Linked DNA regions of Mus musculus: region 2 is linked to region 1. A link is a loop called in an ENCODE intact Hi-C map of the cell type or tissue named here. Cell type or tissue: left cerebral cortex. All regions are shown on one strand. Each heading gives the region's core, and the rest is flanking DNA. Links, peaks and the distances in the headings are about the cores only. Region 1 holds the start of Cyb561 (cytochrome b-561). Region 2 holds the start of Gm35971 (a long non-coding RNA gene).

What was found. Hi-C counts contacts between places; a loop is a spot of excess contacts. Peaks named below come from ENCODE experiments on the same cell type or tissue, not always from the same donor. Only the 100,000 strongest peaks of a DNase experiment are listed, where the experiment ranks them.
Region 2: it touches region 1 in a loop (4-fold over the local background); 12 of 42 quality-filtered maps call a loop at or near these places.

What each region holds. Positions count from the first base shown.
Region 1 is chr11:105,938,965-105,948,552 of GRCm38, forward strand. It overlaps Cyb561 (cytochrome b-561), which reads right to left and starts at 5,523. Exons shown (of 6, transcript NM_007805.5): 1 at 5,147-5,523. In left cerebral cortex, for the core only: a CTCF peak has its summit at 5,510; DNase peaks (open chromatin) are centred at 4,015, 4,341, 4,861, 5,324 and 1 more place; H3K4me3 peaks cover 2,044 bases; H3K27ac peaks cover 1,633 bases.
Region 2 is chr11:106,016,250-106,025,837 of GRCm38, forward strand. It overlaps Kcnh6 (potassium voltage-gated channel, subfamily H (eag-related), member 6), which reads left to right. Exons shown (of 13, transcript NM_001037712.2): 5 at 986-1,411; 6 at 2,503-2,902; 7 at 3,873-4,072; 8 at 4,242-4,494; 9 at 7,476-7,669; 10 at 9,545-9,588. Gm35971 (a long non-coding RNA gene) reads right to left here and starts at 4,491. Exons shown (of 3, transcript XR_880254.3): 1 at 4,229-4,491. In left cerebral cortex, for the core only: no CTCF peak of the experiment used is centred there; DNase peaks (open chromatin) are centred at 4,121 and 4,314; H3K4me3 peaks cover 1,145 bases; H3K27ac peaks cover 1,079 bases.

The sequences.
Region 1 (9,588 bases), core at 855-8,854:
TGGCCCAGCTGTGCTTGGGCCTGCGTCCCCAGCTCCTCCAGTTGATCAGCTCCAGCTCCACCTCCCAATTCTCTGACAGCAACGCCTCCATTTGAAAAGAGGACCAAGGCAGTTAATAATACACTCTCCGAAAACAGACAAAGCAAGCCCTCCGCATCCTCGCGGGTTCTGTCTGACAGCCACATACTTTTTTTTTTTTTTTTTTTTTTTTTTTTGTAGAAACAGCCCCATGCATCTGCTAACCCATCCTCACGCGCAGGCCTAGCACGTACATCAACACACTTCTGCCTCAGCGGTTCAGTAACTCCACACTACTGCACTGTAGGTCTCTAGCTGAGCCCCGACCTCCTGCCAGCGGGCTCTGCCGTCCTACCCTGAATATTCAGGAGACTGGTTCTCGACATTCACGGAATACGCACTACTCGGAGGCTGGTATGAACCCAGGCTAGCCCCTTTCTCAAATTCTTGACATTTTCTTTCATGCTACCCCTGTCGTGTGGGAATTCTTTCTGAAGCCCTGGCCAAGAGTAAACTCCTGTTTCTGAATTCTTGCTGCTATCCTTGTCTGTTCCCAATGTGACTGCAAAATCCCATGCCAGGTCTGTCCTCCCTCCGAGTCCCACCCCACGGACATTTCAGCCTCATCCAAGATCAGCGTCCTCTCCTCACAACATCCCAGATAACCATGGACTGCTCTGCTCCTGCCCAGGGAGTCCACTGAAGGTTACACAGCGCCGCAGGGGCTCCCTGGTCTCTGTTATCCCTTTCCTCTCGGCCATCTCTGCAGCCATACCAGACCACGCTAGCCTCTCCCTAGTCAATCTGCCTGACACACCTGGACACGCCTAGCTTTGTAAGTCATATCACCCCAGCTGCCACACCATCCTAAATTATCTTTCTGCAGCCCCACTATGTTCCCACCAGGTCCATGTGGGGGCTTCACCGCCCCTGCAGTAACAACACACCTGCTGTTATTGCGGTCCTCCTAGTGTTGCCCAGCCTCCTCCTCTGCTCCCTGCCGCCTACACTGCCTCCCAGATTCACCCCAGGGCAATGGCACCTTGCTCACTACTTTGTCCCCAAGTGCAGCTCCACCCCCTCCTCTGTCCTCAAGGCTCCCCCAAAACTTCCTTACCCTCTTGGGTTCTGCTCTAGATTAGTCCCACGATGCTCTCGAGGGAAATGTCTCCTGCCCTGCTCCTTAAAGGCAAGAAGGTCACTTCACCCTTCTCCGAGACTCTCGGGTATCCAACAGAGAAAGAATGCTGTGCCCCTGTAGTCTTCTGTCCTGCCTCCTCCTCCTCTCCAGGTCACTCCTCCCTTATTGGATTCATCTCTTTAGAGCCCGAAGCACGACAGAATCTGATTAGCTCCCCATCAGAAAGAAGAGCAAGAGCAGCCTTCTTCAGACCTCCTGGAATACAAAGGGCAGGTCTGGGATGCAGGGGTCAGGCACTTGACCAGCCACGGCCTGCTTTTTCTGTCCCAGTCAGTCTTCTCTCGAAATGGGCAGAAACCCTAGAGAAAGTCTCTTCACAAGGGAGTGAGTGAGAGGATGGCTTTACCATCCCACTGAAAATTCCTTCTGGAATTCCCTATGAAGCAAATGTCTAAGTGCTCCCTGCACCCACCCCAGAGTGAGTGAGACGGGCTCGTATGCACCAGCAGGGTGGAGACCCAACAGCCAGTGAACCCCACACCCTGAACCAAGCACTTTGTACCCTCTCTGTTTAACCCTCAACAATACTGTGGGCATAACAAGCGTGCTACCCTAATGTGACTGATGGGAAAATTAGGGCACAGAGACAATAACTAAAGTTAGGGCTCAAAGACAGTAACTAAAGGACATGCCCAAAGTTACCATCAGCAAATAGCTGCTACTCTGGCTGCTGCTCCTTATAGCGGGCAATGTTAAATGCTAGAACTCCACAGAAAAGATGTGGGCCCTGCCGGCAGGGGCTTTCAGACAAATATTAATAGTAGCTGATGTTACAACAAGGGCCATAGAGGGCAGAGCACTTGCCAGGCATACTCAAGGCCTAAATTCAGTCTCCAGCTCTGCCAAAGGTGGGGGGTAGGGAGTGGACAATAAAAACCCAAGCCATCCCTGCATGGCCCTCCCCACCAGAACAGGAGATGGGCACCTTTGGGCTCTCTCCTCTGAGTCTCCTGCTAGCAGTGTGACTCTGAACTTCCTAATGCCCAGTAACTAAGGTGGCACTGTCACACGTTCCAAACACTTAAGCCAGTCAAAGCTTTAGTGGCCCCAGATAAATAGGAGAATCTCCCTGGCCCCTGCTCATCCCCAGCACTGCCCGAGCGCCAGGCACAGGGGCTGCCTGCAGCTCTCTGGAGAAAAAGGTTCCAGGGGAGGGAGGGAGAGGCAGCATCTTCATTTCCCATCTACTCTCAGGTAGGACACCCAGACAAGCGAGGACGCCAGCCTGGGGACAGAGTGAGCCAGACTGGCCTCAGGAAATACACCCTTTGAAGGTAAGGCTACAAGGTGATGTAAGAGGCAGGAGGGGGGCATGGATGCCCCCAAGGCTCTGGACAGAGCTGCTCAACCCATAGCAAGCCTGTATCCGCGAGCTTTAGAGGACTTGTGGATTGCTCCCGTGTAAGCATGTGTTTGCATCGCAGCCCCTGGCTCTGCTCTCTCTGTAGGCTCTTCTCGCCTCTGTGTTTCCAGAGCACAACAGTAGCTCATCACCCCTCAGGCTGGAAATGGTCACTCCTGACCCTGGGTTTCCTCTGCCCCCACAGATCTGTGTTCTCTCTCCTTTTCCCTCCCTCTCCTTTCTCTCAAAACATGATCTCACAGTGTAACCCAGGCTGGCTTCTAACTAGATATCCCCCTGCCTCAGCCTCTTGACACATCGCACTATAGTTCAGAGCTTTGCAAGGAACTGGTGCTTGTGTGGCCCCTTACATGGCTACTCTCCTTCCTTTCAGTTCAGGGTGGGGTGACAGATCTCTGGGCTGTGACAGTTCAAACAGATACACCCCCAATCTCCACAGGCCACCTGCAGACTGGCTCCCACTTAATGTAATCACACGGGGACATGGCTACCCTCGGGGCTCGACCTGTGCAGAGCACCACGCTCCTTCTCCAAGCCCACTGTGTTTTATTAAAAGGCAACCAGGCCTAACCTCATTACTGGTACCAGATGCACATGCTGAACAGCCCAGGAGGCAGAGCAGAGCACAGGGAAGCAGCAAACCTGGCTTGGCCACAGCCCTCCCCATCAGCAGCAGGCTTTAACTGAGTTAGGAAAGACTGCAGTGGGGGAAGGGACTAGAGCTTTCCTTGATGGGTAAGATCCTAAGACACGATGAGACAAAAGGCAAAAAGAAGCTGAGCGGTAGCACGGGGCACCCAGGATGCGCCAGGAAGGAAGGAGGGTCAGCATCAGGTGTGCCTCTGCACCAGAACTTGCCAAGAGTTAAAAATAAAAGAGCCTGCTTCATTTCAGAATGGAAGAGCTGAACTTTAGGGGTTGAAATGGTTTATGTTTTTAATCCAGTCTGTATGTTGTCTTTACACCAGGGAAATTTGAAAAATATCATTATTTATTTTTATGGAGGAAGGGCTCCCATGAATGCCAACCACCTAAGGCATGGGAGCATTTGTGTGTTCCACTGTTTCCTACTGTGTGCCATCAGGGAGGCCTTGTCCATTCTCCAAGCTGGCCTCCTCAACTGTGGGGTCGGGGAGGAGGAGAGCGGGGTGGAGTGGGGACCTTAAGACCTACCTCATTGGACTTCGGACAACTTAAATGGAAAAAAAAAATATGCACAAGTGCTTAGCACAGTGCCTGCCACCTAGCTAGGACCTAAGCAAACAGCAGTTGAACAAAAATAACATCTCCTAAACGTCATAGTGACGTCAACGGACCCATGAAGATGACCAGATCCCTCCTGCCCCACCACCAACCCATTCATTCCCCCTATAGAGTACAAACTTCTAGAGCGAGGAAGACTGTCAAACAGTCTGCCTTTAGTTCTTGTTGCGGGGGAGGGGGCGTTAGACCAAGATCTCCCTCTGTAGGTCTGCTGGCTTTAAACGTTCAGTCTCCCTGCATCAGGCTCCCACATTCTAGGAACACAGCCTCTTGTCACCACAAGTGACCTAGGTGGTAATTTTAATGTCTGAAATTTCATATTCCCACTTGTACTCTAATTAATTGTGAGGCGATTAGAAAATGGAACGCAAGGCCTGGCATGGCCTTTAATCCCAGCATTCAGATGTCTGTAAGTTCAAGAAACCTGGGCTCTGCCTACCCAGGGACAATGGCAGGGCAGGGCATCTGTGTGCAACTCTACTTCTGGTTCCAGGAGCTCCTCCTACAAGGGGTGGGGTTGGAGCAGTCCAGTATTTTCCTCCCAGATCCAAGTGCTGAGGAGCAATCAAGGTATCTAAGGGAGGTGAGAACACTTTGCTTTTTGTTTTGTTAAGAAGCGGACAGAACTCAGGTATCGGAGATGGGGCTTTTCTTAAAGAAAATTGCCAAGACAAAAAAAGGAAGGGCAACCAAAAGTGTCTGTGACTTGTGGTGCTGCAGCGCCTGTGGAAAGGTGGTAAGGGTAAGAAGAGAAGTGACCGGAAAGGGGGAGGTGGCCTGGCTACCACTCCAGGAGTCAGAGGCGGCAGCAGATCCCTCTCTCCGAGAAGTTCCGCCCCTGAGTCACTTCCAAGGCCAAAGCACGAAGCCAGGCGTTCTGCCAGGATAGGAACTAGTTATCCTGCCCGAGGACGGTGGGATGCGGAAGAAGAGAAAGAGGATCCACCAGGCCCGCACCTGAGCGCAGGGACCGGCCGCGGGGACAGTGGGAGCTCAGTCGTGGCGAATGCAGATTGGTCCACTCCCACCCACTTTGTTCTACAGTACAGCCGCAGGCCCCTGGACTTGAATTCAAGTCACCAGCAGTCCCCATTCTAACTCGGGCAGACGCGGCCCGCGCTCCCCCGGCTGCCTTGCCGGGTGCCAGCAGCACAACACCCGCGTCAGGGGACAAGCCGGGCAGCGCCGGGTCGGTGCGGGCAGGTGCGCGCGGAAGGGCGGCTCGAAGCCCTGCCTCACCTGGCCACAGTCCCCTCCGCCCCTCCGCGCGGAACTCGGCTCCCCACCTCCCCGTCGCCTACCTTGTCCCGCCGCCGCCAGGCCTGCGCGCGTCCACGCGCCGCGCCCCGGACGCTCGGCAGGTTCCACGAGCCTCGGCGCGACGGCGTCGCCATGGAGACGGGGCGGCGGCGGGGAAGCGGTAGCGCGCGCGAGGAGGCGACGGTCACCTGCGCCGGAAGTCCCGCCAGGCGCCGGCACTCGGTAGGGCACCTCGGCTACACCGACCCGCACTCAGGACCCGAACTCCAGCAGCTTCGGGACTGGCTCCGGACTGGCTCGGGACCGGCGTGCGGGGAAGGTTAGCGGCGCGGGTTCGGCGCCCGGGTTCCCGGTCTCTAGCTTCTCGCTCGCTACTCTCCACGCCCAAACCCAGGAGGCCGCTAGGTGTCAGGCCTGGCCTGGGCCCAAGCTCAGCTCCGGGAACCCAGGGTCACCTCTTCCAGCCCTCGTGGGCGGAGATGGCACTTTACACTTTACTGGAAGGCTGGGAATAACCCTGCCCTTCCGCATCTGCACACCAGCCACATTGACCACATAGACACTGTTGTTGATACAGTTTGCCTCCCATTTTTTCCACTCCAGGATACACACACACACACACACACACACACACACACACACACAGAGAGAGAGAGAGAGAGAGAGACAGAGACACCAATCTAAGGGTAAATTGTGTCCTTCCAACTTCTCATTTAAGTCCTAGACCTGGTGTATGCCAAGGTCTGTACTTAAGACTGTTGCCAAGACCAAGGCTGGGAGCTTAGCAGATCCTGGCCCGCTATCCAGGAAATGCTACGAATAGATAAGAGCCTAGCTCAGACTTCCTACAAGCTGGGAACAAAAGGTTCTTTCCTGTTGGATGCCTGGCCAGACTCACGGAGAGGAGGAGAGAAATGGGGTATTTTACCTTGTGAGGCAAAGCATGACTGTGAAGGCAGTCCCTGGAACACCTCAGCATGCTGGGAGCTGCCCACTGGTAGAAGCCAGAATTGGGGCGGGGGCTCCTTCTTAGAGGGTGGGTATGCTGTCTAGTGTACGGTTGAGAGAGAACCAAAAACCGGAATTACCTTATGGTAACTTTTCGTCTGGCAGAAGCTAATGGGCTTTTTAAGGTAAGCAACAGCTTCCTTGGTGGTGCAGGCAATAAATACATGCTTATAAACTAAACATGGCGCTGAGCCATTTCTCATTGTTTGCTGGGTATATTTGGGCTCCTGGGAGGAAAAGGAGGGACCGATTTTGGCAGGATGGAATCTTGTTTAAGTGTTGGTCTTAAAGTGCCTTCCAAGACCCGGGGAGGCTCCTGTTGGGAGAGTCCTTTGTTGGATCATCCCCTACCTCATTCCTTCAAGTCTCCAAGCTGACTGCTTCACAGTGCATTTCCTGACCGCCAGTGTGGCAGTATGGGAAAGACTAGAGTTATGACGACCACACATACACTCACACACACTCACGATGCAGGGAGGGGGTCTCTGAGCGAAAGGCCTTAAGGAGCAAAAAAAGGCACCGAGCAGAATAAATTTTGTCCTCATAACCAGGACGCCAGACCTAAGGCAGACCCACTCCCACCTGGCACATTCTTTCTCCCCAGGGCTACCCAGTGCAGAAAGCTGAGGGGAAAACCAGGATTCCTAGTTACATTTCTATCTTAGAAATTTAGCATGAATAGATCCTAAGCGTTTCTCAAATGTAACCAGGTCTTGTGTGTGTGTGTTTGTGTGTGTGTACGTGCACACGTGTACACACGTGCATCTGTGAGAGGTATTGACTTTTCTCTGTATAACCCTGGCTGTCCTGGAACACACTCTCTGTAGACCAGGCTGTCTTCAAATTCAGAGACCTGCCTGCCTCTGCCTCCTGGGTGCTGGAATTAAAGTTGTGTGCTACCACCACCCAGCCTGGTTTTACTTTGAAGGTAAGTTTTTAGTTTTTTGTTCATTTCACCAGGGAAGCCTAGTGTAGGTGTAGCTCCCAAGTGTTTCTGGAGTCCTTAGAGTCCAGAGGAATGTGAAAAGCGATACAAGAATCCACATGCCTGAGCCAAACAAATTTATATCAGTTCCAAAAACTGGGCCCTGCCCTACAATATCCCCTGGAGAGCTCTCAGCTCAGCAGCCACGGCCACCAGCAGCAGCAAGCAGGTCCTGTGTCCACCACCCTGAGACTGAGGCAGCAGCATCCTCAGGTCCCTTCAGGTTGTGGATATACATAATGGTTACTGTGATCAAGTTGAAAATAGAACCATGAATCACTATGGAAGAAAAGCTTATCTTCCAGATACATGGTCACTGAAGGTGACCAAGACAGCAGAGACCCAGGAAGGATCAGAGCATCTACTGGAACAACCCACCATGGGGGCAAGAGCAGCAGCCAGGCAAGACACCAGCCACAGTGCTTCCAGAGCCAGCAGTAAAGACAGCCACCTGAGACCTCAGGAACACTAAGGGCAGGGGACACGGGACATCAAAGACTGAGTTGTTGCCCATCCATGGTTGATCCCAAGGTTGGTCCATTCTGAGAAAAATAAGACTTAGACAAACAGCACACTGTAATTACAGAACTCAAATGTGGAGACCAGGCGAGGTGTGCCGTCAGGCAGAGGTTTTCCTCTGCTGGGCCCTGAAGGAGCAGGACACGCGCTGGCTAGGGCCTGTGGGGAACCAGCCTTGAGCAGGAAGTGGTGGTGTTATCTACCAACTAGGGCTCTTGATCAGGTTCAGCTCCTCTGACGGTTAAAGAACCAGAAGGCAGGGAAGATCTCGAACTCCGAAAACAGGAGCAGACAGTCAGCATCCGCGGTTGAGGCTTTTTCTTTTGATTTATTGGGACCGTGGAAACACGTGCACACACAGCAAACACCCAGAGAAAAAGAGCTTCAAACAGAGAAGAGACTCTGGAAACCAGAAAATCCAGTCTCCTCTCCAGGGCTGGGGTTCCTCCTCTAAGTTAGGATTGGCCAGTTCAGAACACAGACAGGGTTGCCGATTGGCCCACAGTTGTTGTGTAAACACATCTTGAACTTGTTGGGCCAATCCATCAGCAGTTGGCCGGTGGTGGGAGAAGATGCCCACAGGGCCTTTGTTTTAAGCTGTCAGGTTTTTGTCTCGGGTCTGGAGGGTGAGGAAGAAGCTGGCCACCTTGGCAGGTCACCATCTTTATTACCAAACATGTCCCCTCTCTCTAACTGCCTACCGAGGAGTCTGTCTAACTCCTGTCCCTCAGTGTGACAGCACTGGGAGACCATGCTTTCAGGGATCACTCTACTCTTTCCTTCCTGTTCTCCTCCCCCTCTCCTCCCTTCTTCCTCCCTTCAGGAATGGGTTCACTGGGCACCTGCTGTGTGCCAGGCTTTGTTCTAGGCCCTGAAAAGAAGACAGTAAGACAGGGCCCTGCTTCCATGTAACTCCAGTGATGTGGGACAGAACAAAGATCAGAACGGAAACTTCAAATGCCATATATACACACATTCATGCGTGGGCAGATGGACGTCTACACACCAACCTAATCGGATGAATCGTAGGTGTCACGCATCAACACAGCAAGCACGAGAAGGTTATAAAGCAGGAGCCAGAGAGCAGAGGTGGCTGTCCCAAGGCCAGCGCTAAGGAAGGCTGTCTGAGGAGACTGTAGGACTGTGGCTGTGAGGAGCCTGGGGAAGGGAATTCCCAGGAAGGGCTGAGGAGAGATGTGTGCCAGGCATGTGTGAGGCTATCTGCCTGCTGCCCTGCCCTCTGCCACTCCTAGATGGAGAACTTAGCTGAGTATGCAGAGATGGGAGACAGGCATATAAACAGCTCATCAGAGAGCAGAGGTTGAAGGTACAAACTGTGTGCCTGGGTGTACTGGCTAGTTTTGTGTCAACTTGACACAGCTGGAGTTATCACAGAGAAAGGAGCTTCAGTTGAGGAAATGTCTCCATGAGATACAACTGTAGGGCATTTTCTCAATTAGTGATCAAGGGGGAAAGGCCCCTTGTGGGTGGGACCATCTCTGGGCTGGTAGTCTTGGTTCTATAAGAGCAAGCCAGGGGAAGCAAGCCAGTAAGTAACATCCCTCCATGGCCTCTGCATCAGCTCCTGCTTCCTGACCTGCTTGAGTTCCAGTCCTGACTTCCTTGGTGATGAACAGCAGTATGGAAGTGTAAGCTGAATAAACCCTTTCCTTTCCAACTTGCTTCTTGGTCGTGATGTTTGTGCAGGAATAGAAACCCTGACTAAGACACTGGGTTCCCCACAACTGCAATGTGCAGGGCACCAGGGCAATCACCATAGACCCATTAAGTGTAGCTGTGTCTAACCACATTGGCTGTGATTGGCAGGGCCCTAGCCAGACTCCCTGTAACCCAGCCCGGGCATTCCTGTGGCTAGTAATGGGGCTAACAGGAAGCCCTGGGCCTCAGCCAGCCTGATACCACCCACTCTGCAGCCTTCCCTCCAAGAAAGAAGTGAGAGGTTTGTGCCCA
Region 2 (9,588 bases), core at 588-8,587, 77 kb after region 1:
ATTACAGTTATGAAGTACTGACAAAAGGATTTTACAGTCGGGGGTCACCACAACACAGGGAGCTGTATTAAAGAGGTGCAGCATTAGGAAGGTTGCAGACCACTGCCCTAGAAGCAGGCAGATACATCTTGTTTAACTACATTCCTATGCAGTCTGTTGTCCGTTTTACCCATGAGGGAACAGGGGATCACAGGTTACTAGGCTTGCTTCAAGGCACCAAAGAAACAAATGGCAGCCCTGGATATTTAGCCTGGAGTCTGGCTTCAAAAACACCTGCCCTTCCTGATTCCCCCAGCTGCTTTGCTTCGTGTTAGGCAGCTGGGAGTTGTCGGTTTCTGTCTTAGCAACCATCCATTGCTATAGTCTTGGAGGCACCGAGATGAGAAGAGGATGCTTCACAGATGGCAGTGACTCATGTGTGATGGAGATTTGGCTCTTTCCATGGGATGCTCTGAGAGTCGCCCCAGGGAGGAACCTCATTGGCCCTTAGGAATAAAGACTCTTCTGGAAGTGACTTGTTCCCATCAAGAATCCCAAACTTGGGTAGGGGCGTTAGCTCAATGGTAGAGAACTTGTCTGCCCTGTGTAATAAGGCCCTAGTTTTAATCCTTAGCACTAAAACTAGAACAAGCAAACAAGCAAGCAAGCAAACACCAATGGCCACCCAAAGCCTATTATAGACAACCAGCCCAGCAAGCTATCTCAACCCAGGTTTCCTTAAAACATACTCACCAGGCCTGGCCCTGCTCACCCCAAGAAGAGCTGTTTCTGGGAAAGTTTGTGAGCTACCAGAGATCAACCATGTGGCAGAGCCCCCTGCTCTCTCCCTCTGTCCTACCTCCTCCTGACATACCTGTCCCTCATGTGCCCTTCCTTTGTCCTTCTGCCTTTCATGACTGTGACAGTTCTCCTCCCTAGTCCTCCCCATAGACCGGTCTTCCTAGCAGTGGCTGTCCCCACTGACCACCCATGGCTTCCATCCCAGGTCCTGTCCCTGGGTGCAGATGTGCTGCCAGAGTACAAGCTGCAGGCACCGCGCATTCACCGAGGTACCATTCTGCACTACAGCCCCTTCAAGGCTGTATGGGACTGGCTCATCTTGCTCTTAGTCATCTATACAGCGGTCTTCACGCCCTACTCTGCTGCCTTTCTGCTTAGCGACCAGGACGACTCACAGCGTGGTACCTGCGGCTATACCTGCAGCCCGCTCACCGTGGTGGACCTCATCGTGGATATCATGTTTGTGGTGGATATTGTCATCAACTTCCGAACCACCTACGTCAACACTAATGACGAGGTGGTCAGCCACCCCCGACGAATCGCCGTCCACTATTTCAAGGGCTGGTTCCTCATTGACATGGTGGCTGCCATCCCTTTTGACTTGCTTATCTTCCGCACTGGCTCAGATGAGGTGAGCGTATGGGACCAGTGCCAGCAGCCATGCTGGCCCATCACTGATGTAGACAGCAATTGGAAGCAGAGGGGCTTCAAACATCTGCCATCTCTAGCTATATGCCTCCAGACCTGGGGACCATCCCTCTACTTAACCCACATACCTGTGGGTGATGTGAGAATGTTTCGTGCTATTCTGCCTTCGGGGTTCCCAACCACTGTCACCCCTGCCTGCCTGTCCAACAGAAGTTATTACTCCCCCAACCTTCCCCTTGAACCATTCTCAAGCCTGCTCCTTTCCCCTCCGCTCTCACTGAGCTGCCTACAGAGTAGACTTCATCCCTGCCTTGCTCCCAGGTTTTGTCCCCTCTACACAGGCAAGTCTCAGATCTCTTACCCAGCCCTGCCATTCCTCCCTCGGGACTTTCCATAGCCTTTGAAGTTAAAACCAAGATCTTCATGGATCCTCAGACCACTGGGGCAGCCATACACACCTCCCCAGACTCCTTTCTCACTGTCTGTCACCTCCCACTCTTCAGGTGCAAGGGTCATGGTTGATTTCCATATGGGCCATAGCACTTTATACCCCCATACCTCTGTGGTCCCGCACCAAAAACCTCCCTCCTCCCTCCTCCCTCCTCCCTCCTCCCTCCTCCCTCCTCCCTCCTCCCTCCTCCCTCCTCTTCTATTTGAGTATACTGTTGCTCTCTTCAGACACACCATTGCAGATGGTTGTGAGCCACCATGTGGTTGCTGGGAATTGAACTCAGGACCCTTGGAAGAGCAGTCAGTGCTCCTAACTGCTGAGCCATCTCTCCAGCCCCCTTCATTCTCAACGATGTACTCTATGCCATCTCTATGAAGCCTTCCCTGACCTGCTTCTGCAGACTTGATCTCTCCCTCCTTGCTCCCATGGGGTTTCTCTCCTAGCGACCCGAACATTGCTCTACACTTTGCCTGAGAAATCCTTGAGCTTCTTTCTTACATTTCACGGCCAAGTGCCTGCGGCTTTCCTGAGTGTTTGTGGGATGACTGTGTGATAACAAATAGAACAAACTTAAGCTTGAATATACCCTTTCGAGAGCTGACCCTGACTTTCTCTGTCCCTAGACCACCACCCTGATCGGGTTACTGAAGACGGCGCGCCTCCTACGGCTGGTGCGCGTGGCCCGGAAGCTGGACCGCTATTCTGAATACGGGGCCGCCGTACTCTTCCTGCTCATGTGTACTTTTGCGCTCATTGCGCACTGGCTGGCCTGTATCTGGTACGCCATCGGCAATGTGGAGCGACCCTACTTGGAGCCCAAGATTGGTTGGCTGGACAGCCTGGGCGCGCAGCTTGGCAAGCACTATAACGGCAGCGACCCAGCCTCGGGACCCTCTGTCCAAGACAAGTATGTCACCGCCCTCTACTTCACCTTCAGCAGCCTCACTAGTGTGGGCTTCGGCAATGTGTCACCCAACACCAACTCTGAGAAGGTCTTCTCTATCTGCGTCATGCTCATTGGCTGTGAGTGGGACTTTGGGTTATACAGGGTACTTCCCCAAAACAGCGGCATGCAGATTTGTGTATACGTGTGTACCACTCATAGACATTGCTCTAGGACAGGTCATTTACAGGACATAAAGAGCTCTTGTTTAAAAAAATTATTTTAAAAATTTAGATGGTGGTATATGCCTTTAGTTCCAGCACTTGGGAGACAGAGAGAGTTCGAGGCCAGCCTGGTCTACAGAGCTAGTTCCAGGATAGCCAGGGCTACAGAGGGGCCTTGTCTCAAAAACAACAAACAAACAAACAAACAAACAAACAAAAATAATGCAGATGGTAACAGGCCAGCCAACTCCTTTAAGCAAATCACAGAAGTTCAGGTCAAATTCTCTTAGGAGCCCAGTTTCCAGAGTAGAAGCCAAAGGTCTTAACCTGCTGGAGACCCACAGCTAGGAAGTCTCTAGCCCCAAGGTCAGCCCAGGGGTCGGCTAGAAGACCGAGAGCTCACAGTCTCTGCACAGAGCTTCCTGCCTTCCATAACACTTGCTTTCAGAACCCTAGAGATGGTGTGGAAATTTACACATTAGGTTGTCATGTTCAGAGTATTTAGAAAAACAAAAACAAGAAAAGGGGATGGGAGGGGTGATAACGAGAGAGAGAGAGAGAGAGAGAGAGAGAGAGAGAGAGAGTTAGTTTTCCCTGTATTATATTTTTGCAACTTGAAGGCGAAAACAAATCTGAATCTGAAAACAAAGCAAAACACCATCACCCTAGTTCTTTCCTCAAAAAAAGTCTAGCCTGAGTCCCGAAGAAGCCTGGGGGCACAAGCAGAGTGAGAAAGGCAGAAGGGCAGGTAGCCCAGGGGCTTTTGTCCCTTGTGTCCCATGTGCTATCACCATGGAAAAAGAGAGCCCTTCCCTGGGGTCCTGTCGAGATTAGGAGGTCAGGAGTCACCCGGGAACTCCTCCTTCTCATCTCGCCCCGCCCCCAGCACTTATGTACGCCAGCATCTTTGGCAACGTGTCGGCCATCATCCAGCGCCTGTACTCAGGCACGGCTCGCTACCACACTCAGATGCTGCGGGTCAAGGAGTTCATCCGCTTCCACCAGATCCCCAACCCACTGAGGCAGCGCCTGGAAGAGTATTTCCAGCACGCCTGGTCCTACACCAATGGCATCGACATGAACGCGGTGAGCCCTGCAGCCCTGATGGGGAGTGGGTGGGCCACCAGCTGCCTCATGCCCTAGGGGAGATCCAGAGCCCGGTGCAGTGTGCCCCCGCTCCCCACCCTTCTACCCAAACACAACACCCACAGCCCTTGCTGCGCCCGGAGAGACTCGCCATACCCCACACCCGCAGGTGCTGAAAGGCTTCCCTGAGTGCCTGCAGGCGGACATCTGCCTGCACCTGCACCGCGCTCTGTTGCAGCACTGCCCCGCCTTCCGCGGCGCCAGCAAGGGGTGCCTGCGCGCGCTCGCCGTCAAGTTCAAGACCACGCACGCGCCGCCTGGGGACACGCTGGTGCACCTGGGCGACGTGCTTTCCACTCTCTACTTCATCTCCCGCGGCTCCATCGAGATCCTGCGCGATGACGTGGTCGTGGCCATTCTAGGTGGGTCGGGTAGGGCTGACGAAGGGGCTTGAGGCTGGAGAGGCCCTACTGGGTCGCCTTCTTCCTAATGAGTATCCATAACAATGGTGTTGCTCAGATTCCTGGATGTTGCCAGGTAGTGGTGGCTCTTGTCTTCAGTCCCAGCACTCAGCAGGCTGATCTCTCTACAGAGCGAGTTCTAGGATAACCAGAGCTACACAGAGAAACCCTTTTTTGAAAAGCAAAACAAAACAAAACAACAACAGTAAAGATTTTTTAAAAAGATAAATATTAAGTTATTCATTGGGCAGGGACACCACACAGAACGCTGTGACAGCAGAGGTTACAGAACAACTTGTCTGTCCCTTCCACCTTGCAGATTCTGGCAATCACACTAGGTTGTCAGGGTTATAAAGCCCTTTAATTTACAGAGTCTTGCTGGCCTCAGAGAGTTTTAAACCCACCTCAAAGAATCCTTAATCCAGCTCTCTGCCTGTCAAGTGACCTTCAGCAAGTCACTTGACTTCAAGTCCTCTCTTCTATTTGCATCTTCCTAGCCCTTGACCCCAAGTCTCCATCTCTAACTTCAGTCATGTTGGTGGAGCCTGATCTCCATGACGGGTTCTCTCCCAGCCTGCTCTGCCCACCTTTCTCCATTACCCTGCCCTCAGTGCCTGGTTACTCGTGGCAGCTGGCTTTCTGCTTTCTTCTCACTTCACAGCCTCACCCGGGCCAGCCCCTTGCTCCTATAGCCTGAGCCTCAAGGGTCCCCAGAGATGTGTCCTAGCCCCCATTTCTCCTTAGAGCAAAACAGGCAGAGTGCTGGGAATATGGCCCAGTTGGTACAGTGCTTGTCTAAGATGCTCCGTTCATCAGGCATAGCGAGATACACTCGAAGCTAGCCTGGGCTCTACGAGAGCCTGTCAAAATAGATAGGTAGGCAGACAGATGGATGGATGGACGGACAGACAGATGGACTGATTGATTTTAAAAAGCCAAACCAAGTACAACAGATTCCAACTTGACACCATCACTTTCCCTCAAAGGCAGCCTTGTTCCCTGTCCTTCCACTGTCTGGGCTGAAGCCAACCACAGGAACAGCCTGCCAGTTTCCTGTCCTCTGCCCCCATCCAGTCACATACAGAGCGTTGTTTCCTTTACTGATAGTTATGCTTTCTGTACCAGCCTCCACTGGTCTGGCCCTCCCGGGCAGGTGTCAGGAGCTCCCTTCCTGAGGCCTCGCATCAGGCACATCCTCACTACTTCAGCCTCCCAACAGCCAAGGGTTACACATCTGCACAGATTCCTCGTCCACTCAGAACCCTTTGCTAGGTCCCTATGGGACAAAGGTAAACCCATGGTTCCACCCAATCGAGTCACCCTGTGAGTCCTGTCTCTGTCCCCTGGTACTCCGTGCCCAAGCTAGACAACTATTTCTCATCACCCCATGACTCCGCTCTTCTGTCACACTGCCATTCTGTCTCCAGAACCCATCCTGCCCCTGTCAAGGCAGATGCGGTCATTCTCCAGGCTGACCTACAGCATGGACTCCCCTGTGAGTACCTTCTCCCAAGCCACGTTACAAATGCCACCCACAGGGGACGGGTAATTAATATTAATAATTAAGAAGATGGTCCAATTTAAGTTCCAGTGAGAGACAAGAAATCCTCTCATCTTGTCCTGAGTAGAAGGAGACATTAGATCACAATTTTTCATGTGTTAAAAAGCGAAGGTCGATATCACATTACCTAGAAGATATCAATGTCGAGTTCAGAATGTCACGTGTGACCCTGGCAAGTCCCTTCTATCTCTGAGCCTCAGCCCCATCCTGTCCAGGAATGATTTTCCATCCTGTTCTCCTCTGCTGAACTATTAGTGTCCCTTGTACAGTGTTACAAGGCTGAGAAAGCTGGGCTTTCCTGGGGGCAGGAAGTGTCAAAGAAACCAAGGCCTATGGCACTTGTGACTCTGGTCTCTTTGCCCCCAGACGTGGCTATACAGGTCCTTTCCTCCTGGGGGTCTTGTCCTTCTCTTGGAATTTTATTCCTTCTGAAAGCCCTGCCTCCCTGCTCTCCTTGATCCCCTCATGGGCCAGAGCTCTTGGTTGCATCTGCTTCTAAGATACATTATTCTGTAACCTTGACAACCCAAGTACCTGCCTATTAGGGATTTGAGGGGCTCCTTGTGGGAGACTCTCATACTCATGTTTATATCCTAGTGCCAGCATAGCTCCTGGCTCTGCAAGGACCTTGTGCTTACATCAGCTAACTTGGCTGTCTACCCTGTGTCTACCCTGTGACCTCCATCTCTCCTTGTATCATGCATTGACCTACGCTGGGGCCTCTAGCTTAGAGGGATACTATCTTAAACATCACCACCTCTGCCCCTGCAAACAGTCCAGTGGAGTAGGTGACATTGTTATGCCCATCTGAGGGTTGAAGACACTCACAGACAGGGAGGTAGCTTCCCAGGGTTGCTCTGCCAGGGGCACGCTGGTTCCATGTTTGTACAATGGAGAGTAAGGAGACCAAGAAACAGAAGCTCCGGGTCCTACCTGGGAAAGCTGGGAGCTTTAGTCCTTGGATCCTCTGTCCCCTACTCCATAGTGTCAGTGGGTCAAGGGGAGCAGAAGGAAATTGAGCAAGGGACTTCTAGTGCCCCTGACTGCCTACTGTCCCCTGGCCAGAATGGGAACTGTACTGAAGGGTGTAGGCAAACCAAAGGGCCTTCTGGTGGGAGGTGGTTCTGAGAGGCTAAGACAAAAAGAGATCCTATGTTGTCGGGACAGAGCAGCTCTGGGGGAATTTTTGTGGAACTGCTGACTGGCCTCCCTCATCATGCCAGCACATGCAGTCCTGTCCTCAGACCCCCTCAGCACCAGGCCCCAGCTCGGTGGGATCTCTGAGGTGGGAGGTAGGAAGATCACAGTCAATGGGGCCCCGAGAGAAGGTCTTCATAAGGAAGCCAGACCCCGGAGGGACCACCATCCTTCTGGCTGGCAGGGAAGAATGACATCTTTGGGGAGCCTGCCAGTCTCCATGCCAGACCAGGCAAATCAAGCGCCGATGTGCGTGCCCTGACCTACTGCGACCTGCACAAGATCCATCGAGCAGACCTGCTGGAGGTGCTGGACATGTACCCCGCCTTTGCAGATACCTTCTGGAATAAGCTAGAGGTCACCTTCAACCTGCGGGACGTGAGTCTGGGCCTGTGGGGCCGGGGTTGCGATGGTTCACGGAGAGCTGGTTGTGGGTAGCACCCAGGCAGCCTGCTAAGGACTTGTTTTGCCTGGTTGAGGGACTCATCTGACCACTACCTCTTCCCTTCAACTCCTCGTGCATCCTTTGCTGGGATACTTCTGTACCCACTATGCACAAACACACCACTAACTATAGTGATGGCTCCCATTTAATGAGCAGCTACTGCGAGCTAAATCCTGGGCTTCTCTCGGGTTGTTTTAGTCCTGCCCTTGCGTGGGATTTTCTTATCGCCATTATCTAAATGAATAAACTGAGCACCGGAGAGGGTAAGTTAATTGGCCAGAGCCATATGGCTAGTAAAAGGCTGAGCCAAAATGTGGATTCAAATTGTCTGGCCTTAAAACGCAGGCTTTCACATCACAGGGCGCTAAGTTAAAAAGATGGGATCCCAGAGGACTCACGATGCCAGGCATGGGGGTGCAACTGCCTCTTAAGCTTATTACTCAGCAGTCCAGGAGAAATAAAACACCGCTCATTTAAAGAGGCAAAGCCACAAGGGCACGTAAGAGCCAATTTCCGGGGTACTCCAATGTCTTGGGGTTACTATTGCTGTGATAAAACACCATGACCAAAAACAGGTTGGGGAGAGAAGGGTTTATTTCATTACTGCTTGTAGTCCATCATCCAAGAAAGTCAGGGCAGGAACTTAAGGCAGGAACCTAGAATCAGGAGCAGATGCGGAGGCCATGGGGGATGCTACTCGCTCCCTTGTTCACATGACTTGCCCAGCCTGCTTTCATGTAGCACGCAGGACCACCAGCCCAGGGGTGGCACCCCCTGCCATGAGCTGGGTCCTCCCATGTCAATCGGGAAAACATGCCATAGGCTTTCCCTCGGTCCATCTGATGGCGGGGGGCGCTTTTTCTCAGTTGAGTTTCCCTCTTCCCAGATGACGTTAGCTTGTGACAAGTTGAGGTGAAACTAGCTATCACATCAAGTTTGCCAAGGAAGGTGGACATTACTTGTTCAATGGAAGTTCAGAGGTCTTCCTGGAGGAAGAGTCTGAAATCGGCCAGTAAGAAACACAGGGAAACACTGAACCTTGACCCCTGTCCCTCAGCTTCCAGAGAAGTGCTCTCACAGCCTAGGTGGCATACAGCTTCTAGACTGTGGGGCCAAGGTTGGTTGTCCCTCCCCATGCTGTAGCCTCTGTGACTCTCTGTTCCCTTGAACTGCATAAGAGGTCCCCCCCCCACAAAGCACCCTGCTTTGTTGGACTCACTACTGGGAGCCAGCTGGTGGCCTTTGTGTCCAGTGGATGGACACTCGGGTAGAAGGGAGATGGTTTTCATGGTCTTAATTAGCCAGAGTCAACTGTAGCCCCACAGTGCCCTGGAGTCTCATGGTACCAGAAAGGTTGTAGACAAAAATGCTACCATGGGTAGCGCTAGAGTGGACTGAAGATTCCTGACCCAGTGTTCACCAAGAGACACTTCTTACCGACTGTCCCATGCTGGGGTGTGGGCCACTAGGACAATAGAGAAAAGGCAGGCAGGGAGGAGCCCGGCTGCCATCCACCCTCAAGGCTCGCTGCTCTTAAATCTGCCTCCCAAGACTTTCCCGGGGGATTCTACTTGGTTACGTGGGCTAAGGTCATCACCTCCAGGCCTGTTGACCTGCCTGCGAGCCTCTTAGGAAAGAGTCTGCAGGAAGCTTCCAAGTTTCCCTGGGGTGTCTACATGCCTGTTTCTACTTTCTCACTCAGCCGGTGACAAGGGTCACAGAGGGGACCTTGGGGACAGGGAGGAACAAAGAAAGAGACCCTGTCCCAGCCCTGGTCCCTGTCACTTGTTGCTCTTGTTCCCTACAAGGCAGATGGGGGTCTCCACTCAACACCCCGACAGGCCCCAGGCAA